4 separate regions of the Homo sapiens genome follow, and regions 2, 3 and 4 are each linked to region 1. Evidence: chromatin loops called from intact Hi-C (ENCODE). Cell type or tissue: endothelial cell of umbilical vein. All regions are shown on one strand. Region 1 has its middle 160 kb from the start of LINC02344. Region 2 overlaps STARD13 (StAR related lipid transfer domain containing 13). Region 3 has its middle 17 kb from the start of LINC02344. Region 4 overlaps STARD13 (StAR related lipid transfer domain containing 13).

The links. Hi-C counts contacts between places; a loop is a spot of excess contacts. Peaks named below come from ENCODE experiments on the same cell type or tissue, not always from the same donor. Only the 100,000 strongest peaks of a DNase experiment are listed, where the experiment ranks them.
Region 2: it touches region 1 in a loop (7-fold over the local background); 2 of 110 quality-filtered maps call a loop at or near these places.
Region 3: it touches region 1 in a loop (9-fold over the local background); 5 of 110 quality-filtered maps call a loop at or near these places.
Region 4: it touches region 1 in a loop (12-fold over the local background); 2 of 110 quality-filtered maps call a loop at or near these places.

What each region holds. Positions count from the first base shown.
Region 1 is chr13:33,492,901-33,497,900 of GRCh38, reverse strand. It overlaps a transcript of STARD13 not described here. Among named protein-coding and RNA genes, the nearest start is that of LINC02344, 160 kb to the right of the region's middle. In endothelial cell of umbilical vein, no CTCF peak of the experiment used is centred here; DNase peaks (open chromatin) are centred at 500 and 2,910; H3K27ac peaks cover 4,515 bases.
Region 2 is chr13:33,246,855-33,251,854 of GRCh38, reverse strand. The region is part of intron 1 of STARD13 (StAR related lipid transfer domain containing 13); the gene reads left to right. Among named protein-coding and RNA genes, the nearest start is that of STARD13-AS, 28 kb to the left of the region's middle. RefSeq lists an enhancer at 469-678. In endothelial cell of umbilical vein, no CTCF peak of the experiment used is centred here; DNase peaks (open chromatin) are centred at 474 and 2,594; H3K27ac peaks cover 3,617 bases.
Region 3 is chr13:33,349,611-33,354,610 of GRCh38, reverse strand. It overlaps a transcript of STARD13 not described here. Among named protein-coding and RNA genes, the nearest start is that of LINC02344, 17 kb to the right of the region's middle. In endothelial cell of umbilical vein, no CTCF peak of the experiment used is centred here; DNase peaks (open chromatin) are centred at 3,120, 4,100 and 4,330; H3K4me3 peaks cover 1,378 bases; H3K27ac peaks cover 1,503 bases.
Region 4 is chr13:33,184,165-33,189,164 of GRCh38, reverse strand. All of the region lies in intron 1 of STARD13 (StAR related lipid transfer domain containing 13), which reads left to right. Among named protein-coding and RNA genes, the nearest start is that of STARD13-AS, 91 kb to the left of the region's middle. RefSeq lists enhancers at 809-958, 2,052-3,251, 4,833-4,922. In endothelial cell of umbilical vein, no CTCF peak of the experiment used is centred here; DNase peaks (open chromatin) are centred at 754, 804, 2,074 and 3,094; H3K27ac peaks cover 3,460 bases.

The sequences.
Region 1 (5,000 bases):
AGTAGAACCACAAAAGTAATTACGTTATTTACTAAATCATTATCATTTCAGAGTTGCAAGGGTTGTATATGCCAGGACGCTCTCACACGTCTAATTCCACCTTCACCAAACCTGATACTCTCCACAATGAGTAGGGATCACTAGACCTATGAGAAGACACAATAGTACTTGGCACTTGGTGGATGTTGAAACTACAGTAATAGCTCTAGACAGACAGGGAAAGACTAATAGTGATTTTTAAAGCAGATAGTAGATAGAATAAACAAATCAGCTAATTTGGCCACCAAGTGAACTTGACAGGTTTGTATATTGAAGAGGAGAGAGAAATAAGTGGAGCAGTGTCAAGATAACTAGGAGGAGTGACTGCGTGATTTAGCTGTGATTTAGAACTAAAGGCTCATACTACCACCTGTTTACTAAATATTTTTATGATCTTGGAAAACCTTTCTCACTTCTTTATCAAAATAGAGACTTCCCAAGGTTGACATAATCATAGCTTCAACTCTGTTTGCTGATAGAGGAAATGAAATTTCAGGCTGAGTACAGCCTTATACACAGTCCTTTAGATGACTAATATTACTCAGAGAACAAAATAAACATTCAGTCTTCATGGAAAAGAAGTAGACTGTGTATTTTTGGTTACATCTTAATATTTAGCACATAACGTCAACAACATACATTTGCACATGGAGGAGCCCAGCAGATCATTTTTTTCAGGATGGTAATTAGATTAATGATTTGGGAAACTTAAAGGTCTTGGGATGTGATGGGACTCATTCTGAGGTCGTGCTAATTAAGCTAAGCCTGTCTTTTATTCTTCTCAAAATTTGGGAGGATACCCAAGGTCTATTTTCCTTGCCATAAAGAATAACCACAAAGCTGTGAAAATAAGACAAAACAGAGTTCTCTTACAAAATTATCTGTTTGTTATATACTTGAGGTTCAGTTGAGAAAAACGGTACTTGTAGGATAATTGCAACAAAACAGAGAGCAGCTTATCACATAGCCAAAATTTATCCAGAAACGAAACTATATAAAGATTTTCAAAACTCAAGGATCTAATAGAATTTGAAAATTTATCATTTGATGTTGAGACAAAATGGCATACATTTCTTCTTTGTTTAAAAAAACAGCAATGAATATGTATAAACTGTATCATCACTATCATAATCATCATCATGAAATTTAAAAGTACTCTTCTGTATGTGTACCTGTTCCAGTGTTATAGAAAAAGAGTTAAACATGGAAGCCATTTGGATGCTTGATACTTAAAAACATACTATATGTGCCTATGCATACAGGTGATTCAGATGAATTGATATTACACAAATGTCTGACCTAAACAAATTTTTATAACATGTATAAGAAGAGAAATTGCATAATCAAGTGGGATGATAAGTTAGGGAGAGAACTGTATATTAAAAATGATACCATGAGGAAGTTTTTACCATGAGGATATTATGGAAACTGACCAATTATTCTAAATAAATTAATAATAGTAATAGTAACAATAATAATGAGGCAGTGTTAGCTGCAAATGTATTTGCTATTGTAAATACACTTTATTTTTTAATAAAATAAACTGAGTTTATTTTTAATTTATAAAAGAATAAAGTTTATAATTCATATGTAAATTCTATAATGCATATGTAAATTATAAAATTTATACTATAAATTATATTATGTTTACATTAGAAATTATATAAGTATATTATAAATTATATTTAAATAAGTAGAAATTATAAAATCATAAATTAAAATGATTATAAATATATTATAAAAATAAAATTATTTAAATAATTATTTAGTTAATATAATTATATATTAACTATATATAACTATAATTATATTAACTATACATAATTATAATAATCACATATTAACTATATATAATTATAATAATTTATATTCACTATCTATTATAATAATTATATATTAACTATATATAATTAAATAATATAATTATATACAATAATATATAACTATATAATATAATAACATAACTATATATAATTATATGTAATCATTATATAATTATATATTATATAATTATAGTACATTCTAATTGTATAATATTAATTATGTAATAATAAAATGATTATATTATAATACTTGTCTGAATAAAAAATAAATTATATTAAATGTGGAAAGATTATTAGCTCAAGATGAAAATTGATTTAAATCATCCATTATAAAAGAGGCATGGAAAACAGAGAGTAATACAAAACAATTCAAAACCATGCTCCTCTTCCTTCTTACTAGCTTTATTCAAAGAAAATATATACATGGCAAGTATTTGGCAAATATTTCCATCCTGTTTAGAAGATTGGAAATCTGAGACACAAATATTTAAATATTTTACTCAAGACTAATAAGAAAGTAAGTGATCCACATGAAGAAAGTGTTCAAGCTTTCCCGTCCTTTAACTTTAGTTCATGCTGCCCCTTGTAAATGTTTATCATTTATCTTCAAGGCTTTCTCGAATAGTACCATGTATAGAGGAGCTCATATTATTTGATAAGTTAGCATTTTCTTAACAAGTCTCTAATGTAAAAGACAAGTTCAAAATTCCACATTTCCACTGAGCTGTCCACTTAAAATGGTTAAGATGATAATTGGCTTAAGTGATGTCTAAGAAAACCTAATGTGATAGAGTTCTGAATAGTTTTTTAATTGACAGGTACAATCACAAGAATGGATGAAATTGGGAAGTAAATTGGTTTCTGATATTATTCTCATGTGTTGTGTATTTTCTGAAGTATTTTTATGGTGTACATGTAGGAGCTAGAAGTATCTGGCATTACTATACTTGACAGACAAGCTCAAAGTGAGGCCCAGAGCTAGCGGAAGTGTAGGCAGGAAATGGAGTCACTGAGTCATGTCATGGGAATGCATGGTTAGTGAGCATTGATAACATTCAGACAGACTGCACTGTTGATTTTGGAAGACTTGTCGTGGGAACCCTAAGTAGAGTCTTTTGGGGGCGCATTTGTTTTTATGTTTTCTACTGTGTGTAAGTGGTCTGGACTAGTTATTTCTTTTTTTGGTGCAGCAGCAAAGAAAACCGTGACATTGTGACCTCTATAGAGTGTATCATATAATCTCTCTGGCAATTGTCCTAAGTGGCCAACTGGTCATTCTCATTGTGCTAGCTATAGTGAAATAAAAAAAAAAAGTACTGCTTTTTTGGTCAAAAAGCTATTTTCCTGAAGCCTCCATCCAGTTGCATCTGGACTATAATCTTAACAGTCAATCCTGTTGACCACTGTTCTATCTTCAGCAATCTTCTCACTGGTAGTAGACAACGACCAAATGCAGTGTGTCAAAAATAAGCCGGGAAAGCCCATGCAGAAAGGTGGGGGAGGTAGAGCAGGAGAGCCTTAAACTCTGATTGTTCTGATTATAATTCCTTTTCACGCCCATTTCGTCTTGCAAGTGGTGGTTTATTCATTCGAATCAACAAATATTTATGGGAAGCATGCTAAATGCAAGGTACTGCATTTAGGGGCTGAGGACACAATAATAAAATCACGGCTCTCCTGGAATTTAGACTAGTCAGGTGAGGAAACAATAAACAAAGTAAGTAAAATGTGTAGTGTGCTTATTAATGGCAATAAGTGCCCCGGGTGGGGGTGGAGTTGAAATAACATCAGAAAGGGGATACTGGGTGGCCGGAGTGAAGGTTTGCAGTTCTAAAGTGGTTGTTTGGTGAATGTTGCACTGAGAAGGTGGCATTCAAGTCAAATGGGAAGGAAGCATCTGCTCTGCTTCTACACTAGACCTGGAGTTCAGAAAGAATTGGAGCGCTTTCTGTCCCAGTTTCAAAGGAAACTTGGAAGTGAGCAGCTAACTCTGGGTAATCAGGTATCTTGATGAACACAGGGTTCCCAAAGTGGTTTTGCCTTTTTGGGTTTACTACTCTGTCTGATGAGAAACCCGCACCAAGTCGTTTACGGTCTCATCAGAAATGTCATTAACCTGGCACCAACCTGTGGATTTTTTTCATAGCTGTGTTCCACTCAGACCTACCTTTGACCTTGGGTGCAGCCAACAACTGGCCACTTTCTGTGAATGTACAAGTTTAAGTGTGGGGCTGAAGAGTTAGTTAGAGGCTGAGTAAATCCTAGATTTGAATTTTCTTAACTTCAATATTTGTCTTCTTTTGGATATGCATTGTTTTATACAGTTGATCCAGAAAATAGCTACTTTTTAAAAAACTAATAAACTTTAATTTTTAGAGCAATTTTATGTTTACAGAAAAATTAAGCAGAAAGTACAGCATTCCCAAATACTGCGCACCCCCACAGTTTTCTCTCTTATTAACATCTTTCTTTAGGTGTTAATATTCTGTATTATTTATTACTTATTACTAATACTCCCTATTATTTAGATGTTAGTATGCCCTATTATCTGCATTTGCTATGATTGACGAATCAGTATGATACATTATTATGAAGTAAAGCCATTGTTTACATTAGTGTTCACTGTGTTGCATAGTTCTACCGGTTTGGACAAATGCGTAAGCAGCTTTACTGATCACGTGAGATCACTTCTGTGTTCATTCTGGGACTTTGGAGGGGTTGGGATAGTTGAGTGTGATAAATCAGGCCCCAGACAAGATCCCTGAATCTAAAGTAGGGGTTGTGTGAGTGTCTGAGCCTTGGTTCCGCAAGGAGGCTCTGTTGTGATAATGGGTTTATGGTTCCTAAAAGTCAGGTGATCATGGCAAACTTTTTAGCTGTTCCACCCCTAATCACACACATTGCTGATTCCCTCTGGAAAATTTAACCTGCTTGGAAGTCCGTACATCTCCCAGCACCACAGAACCTTGTTCGACAGAAGGAGGATACTTCAGAAAATCTATGCAGTAAGAGATGCCTGTTCTTTTGTTGTGTCATATTTGAAGCAGTTGAATAGTCAAAAGTGCACTTAGCATTTGAGTGACTTTGGCAGTTTAACCTCCATGAAACTCAGCTTTCTCGTTAAAAAGAGACATAATT
Region 2 (5,000 bases), 250 kb after region 1:
AGTAGCAGCCTTACTTGACAAGCTAAATAGGGTGGTAAATCTGAGGTTTGCAGAGTAGACTTCTAAAATCCCCATCTAACATTAAAAATGTATTTCATTATAGCTTACCATCAAGGGAGGAACTAACCCAACATATAGATATGCCCATACTTTACACAAACAGCCAATTAGACATATGTATTTTCTTTTGATGAAAAGAGAAGCTTTTGGAAATGCAAACATGTGCATCCACTTACTAAGAGTCTACCAGCCTCTTATGTGGGACTGACATAATGATGTCTTGTGCACTTCCTCTTTTAAAATACAAAAATAAATGACACTGAGACCAAAAGCTCTGCAAATTAGTGGCTATTCAGGCTTGATAACTGTACTGAATGCACATGGTTTTCTGATGATGGCCACAGCTGGGGAATGAATCATCCTAACCTGGCAGACTGTTTTAGTAAACCTTTCATTTTAATGAAGTGATTCACTTGGAAAGAGGGGCAATGCAGCGAGCATAAGGCCCAGATACTTCCTTCAGCAGCCCAAAAATGGCTCAGAGCCACAGAATCTTGTCATTTGATCATCCTGGCAGGCTTGAAAGTGAAAGAATCCCAGGCGGCCTGTCAACCTCAGTGGGTCCTACCTCCTGTAGACCAGATGTTTGTGCAGCATCATCTCCCCCCATGCTCACAAAAATCCTGTGAGGTTGATGTGATGATATTTTATAAATAAAAACATGAGCCTCAGAGAGTTAAATAACTTACAACTCAGGCATCTTAGATTCTACACTATATGTGTTGCTGTTCCTTGATCTTATCTTGTTCTCTCTTCTTCCTCTACCTATAACGTCTCCCTTCCCTTCCCTTCCTTATCCTATTCCCATTTCTCCCCTCCTTCTATGCTTTCACTTATTCAAAGCATAGTGAGCTTCTACACCATGCCATGCCCTATGATAAATGCCAGGATCCAGTAATGAACAAGACAGACTTAAGTCTTGTCCTCATACAGTTTATGATCTAGCAAACAAGAACAGATGTGTGTTCAAATAGAGACTAAGGAACATGGGAGGAGGGGCAAGACATCTGGAAGGGATGCTTCATAGGAAGAGAGCAAGTGTACTGGTTGACAGACAGACTGAGAATATTTAAAGATTTCAACAGCATGGGTCAATGGGCCAAAATCACTGGTTGAAATTACACAGGAATAAATGTAAATCTGCCATTTCATATTATATAAATACAGAACTGGGACCACATGACTTCATAGGGTTCCAAGTGATGTTTGAAGCCTCAGCAATATGAAATAATGCCTTTAAAAGGATGCAGTCTTAGGCTGTGTCTGTACCAGCATGGGTTCCAGAATGAAGTTGCTTGTAATTCCATGCCACATCTGCAACTCTCTGCAGGGCTTTCTTGTTTTAAGGGAGACATTGGTTACAAGACAGTGAATACTGTTTTTGCGAGAATAAAATTCTCCAGAATTATATATTTCCCTTGGTAGAAGGTGAGAGACACACACTTAATTCTTATTCATTCCTCTGCGCTAATGAGCTTTCCTATAGGGAACTTTTGGCTTGGTAGATATGAACTAGGAGGAGATAATTGGCCCCCCAAAGTAACTGACTTTCCTTAACAATACCTAGCAATGTCTACTGCTCAGAATTTTCAGAGAATTATTTTCCAGATTTTTTTTTATTGTTGTTGCTCTTTTAGTCTGATTGAGGAAACAAAATAAGGGTGTGTAAAGCTGCTGTAAAAGAACATAATTAGTTTATGATGGGGGCTGGGCACAGTGTCTCATGCCTGTAATCCCAACACTTGGAAGGCTGAGACGGGGGGATCACTTGAGCCCGGGAGTTCAAGACCAGCCTGAGCAACGTAGTGAGACCTGATCTCTACAAAAAATCAAAAAAATTAGGCAAGCATGGTGGCAAATGCCTGTAGTCCCAGCTACCCAGGAGGCTGAGGTGGGACTATTGTTTAATCCTGGGAGGTAGAGGTTGCAGTGAGCCGAGATGGCGCCACTGCACTCTGGCCTGGGTGACACAGTAAGACCCTGTCTCTAACAAAATAAATAAATAAATAAATAATAACAGATAATTGGTGTATGATGGCATTAGGAAGAAACGAAAGGGAGACAGTTTGAGGAAGTGGAAAGGATACTGTCATTGGAATTAAACATGCAGATTTAAATACCAACTATACCTGTATTAATTGATACAGACAGGTTATTTAACACTCTCTGAGGCTTAGTTTCCTTAATTGCAAAATGGTATACTAATATCTGCATTGTACGATTGTTGCAGGGATTAGAAATAATATTGGCAAATTCATGACCAAAAAGCCTGGCACATTGTAGGTGGCTAAGGAAACCTTGAGAAAAGAAATCATTCAAAGAAAGGAGGTGGAGTCAAAGACGAATTCTTGGAAGAAATGCATTTTTAGATTCATACTTAAGAAATCGTAGACATAGACTGACTGAATATTAAGAAACCCATTACAGACGGAAGAAACAGTGACAAAATGAAGAAGTAAGGTCAAGGCCTTGTGTAGATACTATTGTGTTTTCTTTTTGGTCAACTGAGTCATCGTGAGTTAGTGTGTTCTCTTAGGATTGGAATTTATTGACAGCTGCTTGTGGCCAGTGATAACCTTTGTGTGTCTGTTGATTTCCCTGCTTCGAAATCCTCCTACCATTTAGGAAATGATGTTATCGTGTTCCCAACTTTTTTTTCCTCATTTTAATGTATAAAGCTAGCAGTCATTTCAATGTCATGTAGCATGTCACCTATTTTTCATGAAACACATTTGCAATGGCTGCCTTTAAAATATAGTACTCATTTATCTTCCTTTATCAGAAATATCTGGCAAGGGGAAAAAGGAGTTTTGTTTTCTTTTCTCTTCTTTAGTAGAAATGATTTCCCAACTTATTAGTGAAAAGTAGCTTATTTAAAATTTATTGTTTTAAAGAAAACTAGATGATATGTTCAACTTGCCACCCTAAAATCTAAGACCAGGGAGTATCAAGCTCATTCAATAAATACAACTAATAATTTAAAATATTATGTAATTCAGGTGTTTTGGGAACACCCAAACACTGAATAAGGGAAAGGATAATGGTGAGAAAGAAACAAAGTGACTGGAGAAGTGGAGGAAGAAGAAAAATCAAAATATGGGAAGCAAAAGGGGAAAGGAATGGGAGGAATACCAAAACAAAAGAAGATAAATGAAGGAGAAAAGAAAGACAAAAAACAGGGAAGAGGAATAGAGGGATGGGGGAGCAGTGTGGAGTGGGAGTCACTGTACCTAAGGCCAGAGGCCCTGCTGCTCCTTCCCCACCCATCATTCAAGTCTGGACCCCAACTGGTAGGTAACACTGGAAGCTACAGCTCACAAATCTCTTAATGCTCTCACATGCCCAGGATCGCCATAGACTTCCAGTTTTAAGTAGTGACTAAAAATTCCTTTGTTATTAAAAGTCTATTAAATTACATTCCTTTATTCTTCCTTTTTTATCTTCTTCTTTTTTTTAGAGAGAGAAGTTCTCACTCTGTCGCCCAGGCTGGAGTGCAGTGGCAGGATTATAGCTCACCACAGCTGGTTGCCACCACACCCAGCTAATTTTTTATTTTTTGTAGAAATGAGGTCTCACTATGTTGCCCAGGCTGGTCTTGAACTCCTGGACTCAAGCAATCCTCCTGTCTTGGCCTCCCAAAGTGCTAGGATTACAGGCATGAGCCACCATGCCCAGCCTTCTTCTTCTTAACGATAGCCCTGACTCATTCGAAAGTCAAGACAATAATAGAAATGTAAGTTTAAAATGTTATATGCCCATTTATTCAAAATTAATATTTTTAGCCTCATTGAGTCTTCAAGTGCAGTATATAAGGACCCCCCAGAAGATGAGGTAAATCACCCACATGAAAAGCCCTTTGTGTCAGTGGTCCCCAACCTTGTTAGCACGTCAGAATCACCTGGCCATTCATGAAAACCTGGGGTGTCTGGGCACCTCAACTGAGAGTGGTTTGAATTGGGGTCTCAGCACCCACTATTTTGTAAGCATCTCAGGTGATGGGAAGTTCAGCCAGTGCTGAGAATTGTGCGTTTTGGGCGATAGCAGTAGAGTGAGTGAATCACGGTTCCAGCACTTACAAGTGAGGGCCATTCATATACATATATAACTGGGATATCTAATATATAGCAAATTGAAAATTTGTAATACAATAGATATGTAATATATTTGATATTGTACTTGATATTATATTTGGTGTCTGTTATATATACAGCAAATTGCAAAAATATATGATAGAAATATATATTATATCTAATATAACGTATATTAGGCACCCTGAAACATGTTATGAAAAGACTAGCTCCAAAAAATGAGAGGGCACTGGTCATATGGAGCAGTTGTCCTGGCGACGGCATTGCAGAGACCTCATGTTGAATTCGTGTCTGCTTGTCCATCATCTGAGCACAGTGCTCATCACGTTGCCCCCATCGCCTGCTGAATTGAGTACTAAGTCCCCACTCAGAGTGTCCCTCCATTCTGACTCTCTGCCGCCTGGTATCTTGGCTCCAGACAAACCAAGCCGCACTTTCTCTTCTGGACTTTTTTCCAGCCGTTTTATTTATTTATTTATTTATTTAATTTATTTATTTATTTATTTATCCGAGACAGAGTCTCACTCTGTCACCCAGGCTGGAGTGCAGTGGTGTGATCTTGGCTCACTGCAACCTCCGCCTCCAGGGTTCAAGCCATTCTCCTGCCTCAGCCTCCCAAGTAGCTAGGACTACAGGCATGTGTCACCACACTCAGCTAATTTTTGTATTTTTACTAGAGACGGGGTTTCACCATGTTGGCCAGGCTGGTCTCGAACTCCTGACCTCAGGCGACCCACCTGCCTCGGCCTCCCAAAGTGCTGGGATTACAGGCATGAGCCACCACACCCAGCCCAGCCATTCCTTTAAACTGGACCAATCTATAACTCTCTCCATAACCACACCCTTGTCACT
Region 3 (5,000 bases), 140 kb after region 1:
CTACTCCTACTATGTGCTGTTCACTGAAAAAGGTACAAGAGGTTGAGAAATAAAAGTTCTGTGCTAGTCCTACCTGGAGGAACTCAGGACTGCAGGGACAGCTGAGAAGAAACAGGTAAGGACACTGAACTCTGGCTCTTTGATAAGTGCTCCTCCGGCAGTATCCCCAAAGCATGGAAGAAACACAATGGAAGAGGAATCCATCCAGCCACTGGGATTTGTAGAAGGATTAAGGAGGAGGTGACATCTGAGTACATCTGAGTTGAATCTCGAAGGATGAGTGAAGAACAAAAAAATTAGGGTAAGGGCATTCAAGAACAGCTAATGTATAAAGACGTAGAGTGCAGTGAGACCAAGAGCTTTCAAATGGGACTCTTTTTATGCTGAAATTCAGGGAAGGGAAAGAGAAAACCTGAACTAAATCAGTTACTCAGGAGATAGAGAAGTGGGGGAAGATTGAAGCAGCATAGGATGTATGGAGGTGTTTCAGATGTCTTCTAGATTTCTCTCTCAGTCACTAGATGGGTGGTAGCACCAGGTGGCTCACATAGGAAATAGAGATGAAAGAGCAGGTTTGGAAGGAAAGTTTTGGAGATACCCATCCGGAAGGGAAACAATACATGGCCCTAGAGTAGAATCATTCATTTACTCTGCAAGTATTTACTGATCATAACTGTCTGGGACTGTTTTAGGCACTGAGGATGCACAAGCAAGTAAGACGGACAGGGCCTCAGCTCTTATGGAGCTCACAGTCTGCCTGGGAGACCAACCACAAACAAACAAACACAATGTCTGGAAGTGGAAGCGCTATAAGGAAAACTAAACTGGATGCCGTGAGAAGGAGCTATTTTGGTTGGGTGTCAGGGAAGGCTTCTTGAAAGGGCTCAGGATAGATTTGGGCTAGGACAGTAATGTAATTATAATAGTATTGTTGTTGGAAGCATAGGTTAAGTCTTTTCTATGTGCCAAATGGATTATTTCATTTAATCCACAATGCAATCGTCTAGGGAGGTACTACTGAGAGGCAGAAACATATGCAGAATCAAATGGGACACTGCCTTTAGCCACACTCTTAACCACATATACTTTCTATCTATAGCCTGTCAGGCCTTAAGAAGGACCATGTGAGGCCATCTGTGAAAAGGAGGAACCCAGGGGAGGGTGTCGCCTGACAGCCACGAGACAAGCCTGTGTCAGAGGAAGGAAATGGGCTACAGTGTCCAATGGTCCATGCACCCTGGAAAGGACAACAATAACTGGAACACGTTGTTAGATTTAGCAACCAGATGATTATTGGTGACCTTGGCAAGATCACGTTCATTGAGGAAGGGAGGAAGCCCAGATTGCAGTGTTGACAGGGAAAGACTTCTCTTCCCAGGGACACAGGGTAGAGGCAGTGGGCTTTAGGATGGCTGCTGTTATTTTAGTTTTGGTTTATTTAAAAGCAGGGTGAGACTGGAGGGTTGAGCCTGTGGAGAGGCAGAGATTGAGGGTATGTGAGGGAGAGGAAATAACCAATGTAGCAAAGTACCTGTAGGGACAAGAAGGGAAAGAAAGCCCAACACAGGTGAGGGACGTGGTCTCGGGCTGGAAGAGCAACACCTCTTCCGCTGCGATGGGAGGGAAGACAGTAAGCAAGAAGGTAGGTAGGGCTAGGGGGTTACCTGAGTTCTTTTCTCCTAATAGGTGATATTTTCATCTGGTGAAGGCCCCACAGGGGATGCTACCTAAGGTTCAACTTTGAAACAGATCTTGGGGAGAATGAGAGCGGATGCTGTACAGATTACTCCAAGTAGCCCTGAGGTTCCTGTTGAGGTTGGAACACTTGGCATTTGTGGCGGCTCCATCTGCACAGCTGTGTGGTTTCTTCCAACAGGGCCAGCAGCCGGGGCTGGCAGAGAGCTGGGCCATGCTGGGTGGCACACACTGCTCAGCCGGCACCTGTTCCAGGCAGATCATTTCCGTCTTTCATCTGGCTTCTCTTGGACAGTCCTCAATTCATGGGCCATCCAACAGCCAGAACTAAACAAATGTGCAATTCCAGAATTTAGTCTTCAAATTAGTCATTTAAGGAAAACTCCTAATCAATGGCATCTGAATATAAAATATGTGCTAGAATAGAAAGTAGTAGGGGCCCACGCTCTTGAGAGCTAAATGATCACTGAAATAGCTTGAATGGTTATGTTCTGTTCCCGTGTATATAATGTTAAAACTATTGCGTCTGTTTGATTCAACAAGAGGTCCCTTCTAAAAGTCAAGTATACAGCTTTCCTGGGAATGTAATTGATAAACATTTTGTTGTTACACTGTATAGCAGCCACTTTAAGACAACAGGAGTCTTGTTCTTTGCAGAGCATTTTGTTACCTCTGCATGCATACAAAGCAGAGGATGGAATCAAAAGGGTATTTGGCTTGTGTCCAGAAAGCAATCTGGATTAGTCTATATAACCGGCTGTCACAGTTTCAAGTCCGTTTCTGATCCGTGACTTATTGCTTCATAACTGACTATTTCAAAGATTTACCAGGATTCTACAAAAAAAGTATCTCATTACTTTCTAGCTCATTCTGAGGTATGTTTCACTAGTTAACATTTTTAAATATTTAAAGTAACAAAATAAGACAATAAAGACTATTTCTTACCATCATCCCTGTCATTCCCATTTTCTACCAACAAGATAAACTGATGGAGGGAATATTTACTAGAAGTGTAGCAGAAGTGTAGAGGGAATACTTTAGGTAGAGGTTAGTTTGCATTCCCTAAGTCAGTAGCAATTTATATAATAGAGGAAGGACTGAATACTTTTAATTTTCAAACTTCCTGTGGAGCACCTGGAATTAAAATGAATATCTGATTAAATTTTGGTTCTTATGTGGCAGCTTGGTACAAAGACATTTAAAAAGAAATGAGATTCAAGCAATTTTGCAGATTCAATAATTCAGAAATTCCTTTTGAAAAATTTGTTCCCCTCCCCAAACCTGAGGTGTAAGGCATTAATCACATCTCTGAATTAGTTAAATGTTGTCACAGTTACTTTCTTGGAAGACCTCAAAGCACTTCAGAAACAAAACTTTGTGAACTGCAGGACACCCCGAGGCCTGAGACAGTATTGTCTTCTCCTTATGAATGAGTTGAAGTCCAGGAAGTGGGCTTGGACTTCAGTGATGATGTATTTCTTAAAGAGCCAATACATTTCCTTCTTTCCTTCAGGAATCAGAGTTAATTTCTAACTACAAGCCTACTTTACGTTTTTGGCTAAAATACCTTAAAATTCTTCTATTTTCATATTTCACTTCTTCATAATACGTACTTCTTTCACTGCATACAGATTGTAATGCTTTCTCAAAGTATGTAAATCTATTTTAGGTAGGTTCCTTATGGTTTGACCTGAATATTTTAAAGTTATTTTTCTCCTCATAATGGCTATGCAATGGAAATAATATTTTGACACTTCAAACCGTATTAATTTAATTGTAGTTTGCAGCCAGATAATTATTTCATTGAAGAAATCAGGAAGGATTAACATAATGTTCAGATCACCAATATTGAACATCAAAAGAATGTCAACCTAACCGAGTAGCTGACTTCAAGTAACTTGAATTTAGGGAAACTGGGATGAGTTATGCTCTCACTGTGGCATATATAAATTTTTGTTGTTGTTGTTGTAGTTGTGAAGGTGGTAGTTTCTGAAACTGAAAAATAAAGGAAAGTATCAAGAAATAGGAGGAGTATGGTCCAGCCCCTGATTTCTGGGTAAAACTGGAAAAGAAGCTGGAAGCTCCTTGAGTGGGGGGCCGTGGGGACCAGGCTGTCAGGTTGGGCGAGGGAGGGAAGGGGAAGCGCGCTCCTGGAAGGAGTGGGGCGCGAGGCAGCCAGGGGGAGGGCAGGGGAGGGAGGGGAGTGGAGGAGCGCCCAACGGAGGGGAGGAGGGGAGGAGAAGGAAAGTGGGAAAGGAGTAGAGGAGTTGGCGAGCGCAGAGGTTAATAACCTAGCGCGGCGTTTCTGGTGGCCAGGCATCCCGGTCCTCGCGCGTGGCGCAGCCTCCCAGCGCCGGACCGACCCATGTCGCGCCCGCATTGGGTCCCGGGACCCCGGCGGGAGTGCCGCGTCCGTCCTTTCCAGTCGCCGGGAGTCTGAGTCGCGGGCCACGCGGGAGTGGCGGTGGAGAGCCCGCCGGTCGTTATGAGGACGGATCTAAAATGACCAGCAAACGGAAACCTTGCCAAACGCAGCTCAGGAGATCCATCAGTGAGCAGTTGCGGGACTCCACGGCCAGAGCCTGGGATCTGCTGTGGAAGAACGTCCGGGAGAGGCGGCTGGCAGGTCAGTGCCCCGGAGACGCCGCGACCCACGGGGGCGGGGGAGGCGCCGGCCCCGTAGCCCGCCCGGGCCCGCCGCCCTCCTCTGCTCTGGGCTCCAGGGCATGAGTTTCAGAGCCCAAGGCCGGGGCGAGCGGGCTGCGGGCACCACCCTCCCTGGGCCGGGCCCCGAGCGCCCTCCCGCCGCGCCTCCCGGTGGGTGTGGGCTCCGTGCCGGACGCGCGCGCTGACAGCCAGGCCTGGTGCTCCATGCTGGCGGGCCGCGGGACGGGTTACCTGGAGGGGCTGCCCCCGGGCGGCCTTTTAGCCTAGGCTGTCCCCTGCTCCGCTGCCATCCCATTCCACCCCAGTGAATAAGTGCCCAGACCAAGTGGCCCTTCGCGAGGGCTGCCCCTTCCCAACTTCGCCTTCTCCACGTGGGACACATCCACTGAATGCGCGGGAGGGAGAGTGAATGCAAGGCAAGGAGCACGTCCGAAGCGCCGCAGACCAGCCACTCGGGGGTAGAGGGGGGGATGTGACGGGAGACAGGTGGACGGTAGTTGGTGCAGGTAGCTGGCTGGCTGTCCGCAGGCCCTGCCAGCTGTGAAAGCAGGCTTTCCTCCCTTTGAGGTTGCAAGGAAAGGCCTCCCTTTGGGACTCCATTGTCCACGAACCACAGCAAGAGAGGAAGTGATTGTTTT
Region 4 (5,000 bases), 310 kb after region 1:
GTTCTTCCTTATGGTTTTATATGAAGCATCGAGCTATTCATGACACTACTTTTAAGCAATTAAAAGAAACAAAATAAAACATTTCTAAATGACAAAAGAAAAGCATAAATACAAAGTGTGAGAGTCATTGACTTATACCTGACAGACACTAAATGTCTGCTCTAATAAGCAATAACAATTAGTTTAAAAAGGAAACACCAAATGTCACTTCACAGCTTAAGCCTAGAAAGCAAAGTTAGCCGGAAAATAATTACAAAAGTCTAAGGGATTTCATGGGTTTTGTTATTAAGGCAAAGTGTCTTTTCGTTTGTCATTTTCACCAACTAATCTGACAGATTCTTTATGAAGAAAGCACAGAGCCAGGAAATTGTACCCATCTGGTCAGTACCTGCTCAGAGGATCTGATATTAAAGTCTAGATCACTCCAAACTGCTTTTTCAATGCATTTCATTTTCTAGAAGTGACGAACAGTGAAACAAACCTATTCAGTCAATTGAAATAGTTATTTCGGGGAGAAAATTGAATCCTCTTCAAAAGAAGCTGTTTCACTATCTTAGTGTGGTGAGTATTGAAAGTTGGATGGTTTCCATGAAAACAAAAATGGACATAAAAGACAAAAGAGTTTGTGAGTGATATTTACAGTGAAGTTGAGTATGTGTGCATGTGGGTGGGTGGGTGTGTGTGTGTAGCAGCAGATCATAACCAGAAATTTTTCTCAGAATTAACTCTCTGTGTCCATTTTAATTTTTGTTGTATGACTCATTCAATGTTCACTATTCCCATAAATATAGGCCATACACCTACTGTTTTCCAGGCATATGTGGCCACTGGGGGTTAAAGAAGGTTGAGGTTCCTGTCCCTAAAGTGTTTATCATGGTAACCAACTAAATGTTTGTTTCCTACTCACATTGAGGGCAGAAGATACTGCATCACTTCCAGGCCTACTGAAGTTCCATCACCTCCACATGAAGCTTCTAGGTCACCTGGGCACTGGAACATCTGCTGTGGCTAAAGAAGGAGAGCCGGTGGCAGGTCACATGGCAGATTCACCCACCTGCCTTTGGCCAGTGCTCTTTCCCATGGCCCAGCAACCAGGAAGGCTAGAATCAGAGTCCACTCAAAGGTCTATCCCATAGTCAGCCGGGTTTTGCCACAACATTATTTAAAGATGCTTCGTTTAGGTTGGGCGCAGTGGCTCATGTCTATAATCCCAGCACTTTGGGAGGGCCGAGGTGGGCAGATCACTTGAGGTCAGGAGTTTGAGACCAGGCTAGCCAACATAGCAAAACCCTGTCTCTACTAAAAAATACAAAAATTAGCTGGGTGTGGTGGCACAGGTCTGTAATCCCAGCTACTTGAGAGGCTGAGGCACGAGAATCATTTGAACCTGGGAGGCGGAGGTTACAGTGAGCTGAGATCATGCCACTGCAGTCCAGCCTGGGTGACAGATCAAGACCATCTCACAAACAAAATAAATAAATAAATTTTTTTCTTTTAAAAAAAAGATGCTTCATTTAATTTTTTTTTTACCATAGTAAAAATATCCTTTTATTAAAAACTGATCTGGAAAGCTAAGACTCATGCACTACATTTAATGAATGAATGGTTAGTGACAAATAAAGATAGAAGTCTCAGTAAAATGCATGCCCTTCCAAGCCCTTTCTTCTGAACAGGTCTCAGGTTTGCCCAATCAGACTTTTCATAAATGTAAGACTGATGAATTTGCTTTTTATTTCTTTCACTCTCCACCCTTTCTGAAGTTGCAGATAAGCAGTAGAAAGTCCATGAGCAGATTCTGGAGGTAAATCAAGTATTAACTAATGCACAATTCAGATCATGACTGTGACAGCAATGATTATCTCAAAAAAATCAAAAGTGGGCAGTTCTCAGCAACTCCTTGTCTGACCCCGATAGAGCGGGACCCTTCCCCCTCTTTCCCTGCCTTCCCGGCAACCCTCTCCCTCTGTCATTCTCTTCACATCCCCCAGGTCAATGCTCTTAAACAGAAACGGAAGTTAAGCCACAAGGTTAGAGGACAGGAAGTGACTCAATGATTCCTTGGGGGTCAGGTGTCTGGGTAGTGAGAGAAAGAAGGGAGAGAAAATTCCAGATTAGAAAAGTAGCCCAGATGGGAGAGTGATCAGGGCAGGAATTTCAGAAACGACAATGACATCAGCATTAGTGGTACTCCTCCACTCTCCTACACAAGCACTTAAGAGCGTTGCTGTGAACTACTTCCCACCCATTTTCTTTGCAAGCCTAGGAACGCGGGGCTTTCTGGCAGATTTAACAGGTAGTTTGGTGGTGTCTGGATTGTGCTAATAGAAGCCATTATACCAAAGATAATTTTTAAAACCTAGAATTTAGTAAACAAGGGTTTTTTTTGTTTCATTTTGTTTTGCTATTTTGAGATTGTTAATCTCAAATACTCTCAATTTGCTGATTTCATTATTGTGTTAGGACATAAGTGAGATAATGAAGTGGATAATTAATGACATACTCTTTAGGATGTAAATAAAAGCCACACTCCACAGAAAAAAGAAGTACCATAAAGCTTAAAAGAGATCACGAACCTTAGTACCTGCATTATACAATGAGGATAGTTTTCGTACCGAGGAAAAGGAAGGAAGTCTCTTAGAATCATCATCTTTGCTGCTTTTAGTCAACTGTGGAATGTTTTAAAACTGTATTTATGGTCTTAAAGGGCATGTAAGAAAATATTTGGAAATTTCAAGCAAAAGATTAACCACTGGAATTATGATAGAAATCGCACTGTTTCTTTACGAGAGGAGAGTTCTGTTCGCTACTAAAAGACTCTGTTGAGAATGTGAATGAGTGGAACATACCCCACCTTACATTTTAGTCCTCTTTAGGGGTTTGATTCATTAGAAAGTGTGTGGTTCTTTCTATTCCAAACAGAATCCTTTTCTCTGGGACTTTATTTTAAGGCTGTGATGCAAATCTTTGGTGTTCCTTTTTAATGGGAATGAAAACAATGAGGAAAGGAAGTGTGGAGGCTTGGAATCTCAGCTGAGGCTTCGCAGGTCACTGGGGAGCAGTGAGGTTCCTCTCCACTGTTAGCAACCGGAAACATGAGAGAGGACTATCATCTGCTCCTTGCTCTGAATTTCTTTGAACCTCCATGCTGGAACCCTCCTCAGTTCTCCATGCAAACGTTAACCAGGCCCCTTTGTGGTGCTTGGTGCTGCGCTGGTGCAGAGAATGCAAAGACACTGTCTGTGGTGGGAAACAGAAAAGCAGAGTGAACCACACATTCCAGCGCCGGGGTAAGTGCTGGATCAGAAGGGCATGTGGGTACAAAGGATAGACCTTTGTGAACTTGTTACTTAGCCTTGCATGGCCTCAGTGGCAGTGGTCAGGTGGTCTGGAAGGACATGGCGGAAAGATAAAACTAGAGCTGGGAATCAGAGAGGCAAAGAGGAAAAGAATTGACTAGTCACATAAAGCAGAAGAAGAATGTCATTCTAGACAGTGGGAAAATTGCCTATAGGGAACAGAGGATGGGAGTTGGAGGGTCGATTTTAGGAAACTTTGAGTTGTTTAGCACCATTGCCAACTATCAGGGATGTGGGCAGTTGAGACACAGAAGAATATCAGGGACCCAGGCTGAGCTTAAGAATTTCATAGTGTCCTCGGAAATTTGGATTTTTCTTTGGAGAGATTTGAGAACCATGGAGAATTCTAAGCGAAGGAGACAGTGATCAGACTTGGGTTTTGTCTCTGAAGTTATCTTTGCATGATGTTGGTAGCACTCCTAAAAAAATGCATAAATTGCCTTCAAAACATAAGATGTCCTGCTATTTTATGGAAACATATACAAGAAAGTCTTTATTTTCCAGCACTTCGTGTTGCTGAGCAGAGATTCTTCCTTCATCCCGTGATCTTAAGCTTAGCCAACATCAGCCACTGATGGCCTGTGTGCGTGTGTCTCAGTTCTTTAAGGGCAGATACCTGGGTCCATCATAAATGTCTAGAGTGCAGTCAGAATTTACCTGAACCCCACATTTTCTGGCATACATGGAGGCTGCTGTTGAAAATAAATAGATCATCTCTCTGAAAATGAGATTTATCTTTTAAATTTACACCTGAGCCTCTTCAGCAAGGCAGCATGGCCAAGAGTGTTTAGAAGCTACAGGACAGTGCATTTTCTTGGAGCATAGATTTTCCTCAAATTTGAAGGAAAGCTTTGTTGCATTAAAAGAAGTATGGGCATGTTATATTCCAACTACACATAGGAGGAAATAAATAAATCCATTGGAAGTATCTGTTTATTTTCTTCTCCCATTTGGGTACATCAGTGGAAATTGTGAAAAGTATTCATTTCGGTTAATAATAATAGCTCCAATTTTTAAGTGCCTGCTCTGTGTCAAATTACATAATTCATTTTAACAAATGTGAACATAACGTCAAGTTCAAATCCCTGTGACAGAGACCAGGATTGCAGCAGTAAACTAAATGCTCTTCCTTGTTCTGGAGTTTCTCACATCCTTACAATGACTCAGAAGAGTATATATAATGTTGTGCACATTTTGCAGTGAGGAAACTGAGGCTTTGAGATGTAATGAGACTTGCTCAGGGACCCATAGAGTAAACCCACACTCAGCCAGCTCCCCATGGCCACCTTCCTCTCTGAAAGATTTTTTTAAAATTCCAACTTACTGTCTCTTTCCCCTTATCTGTTCCCACCTTTACTTTATCCACTAGAGACATCCATTTCAGAATCCACTTTTCTTTCTCTGAAAATCAACAACGGCCATCAACCATCAGCAGCAGCAGCAGCAGCCGTGCCCATATACAAGCTTGTTTGTATCTTCATTCTTAACAACAGCCATGGCAACCCCAACCACCACAGACCTGTCCCTACTGTTTTCAAATTCACTGAGCTCACACTGTAACTCTAAAAGAGACAGAAGTCACAGTTACATCTAACAGGACAAGTAAGAATTCAAGATGGCCAGAGATCATAGAGTGGAGGTGGC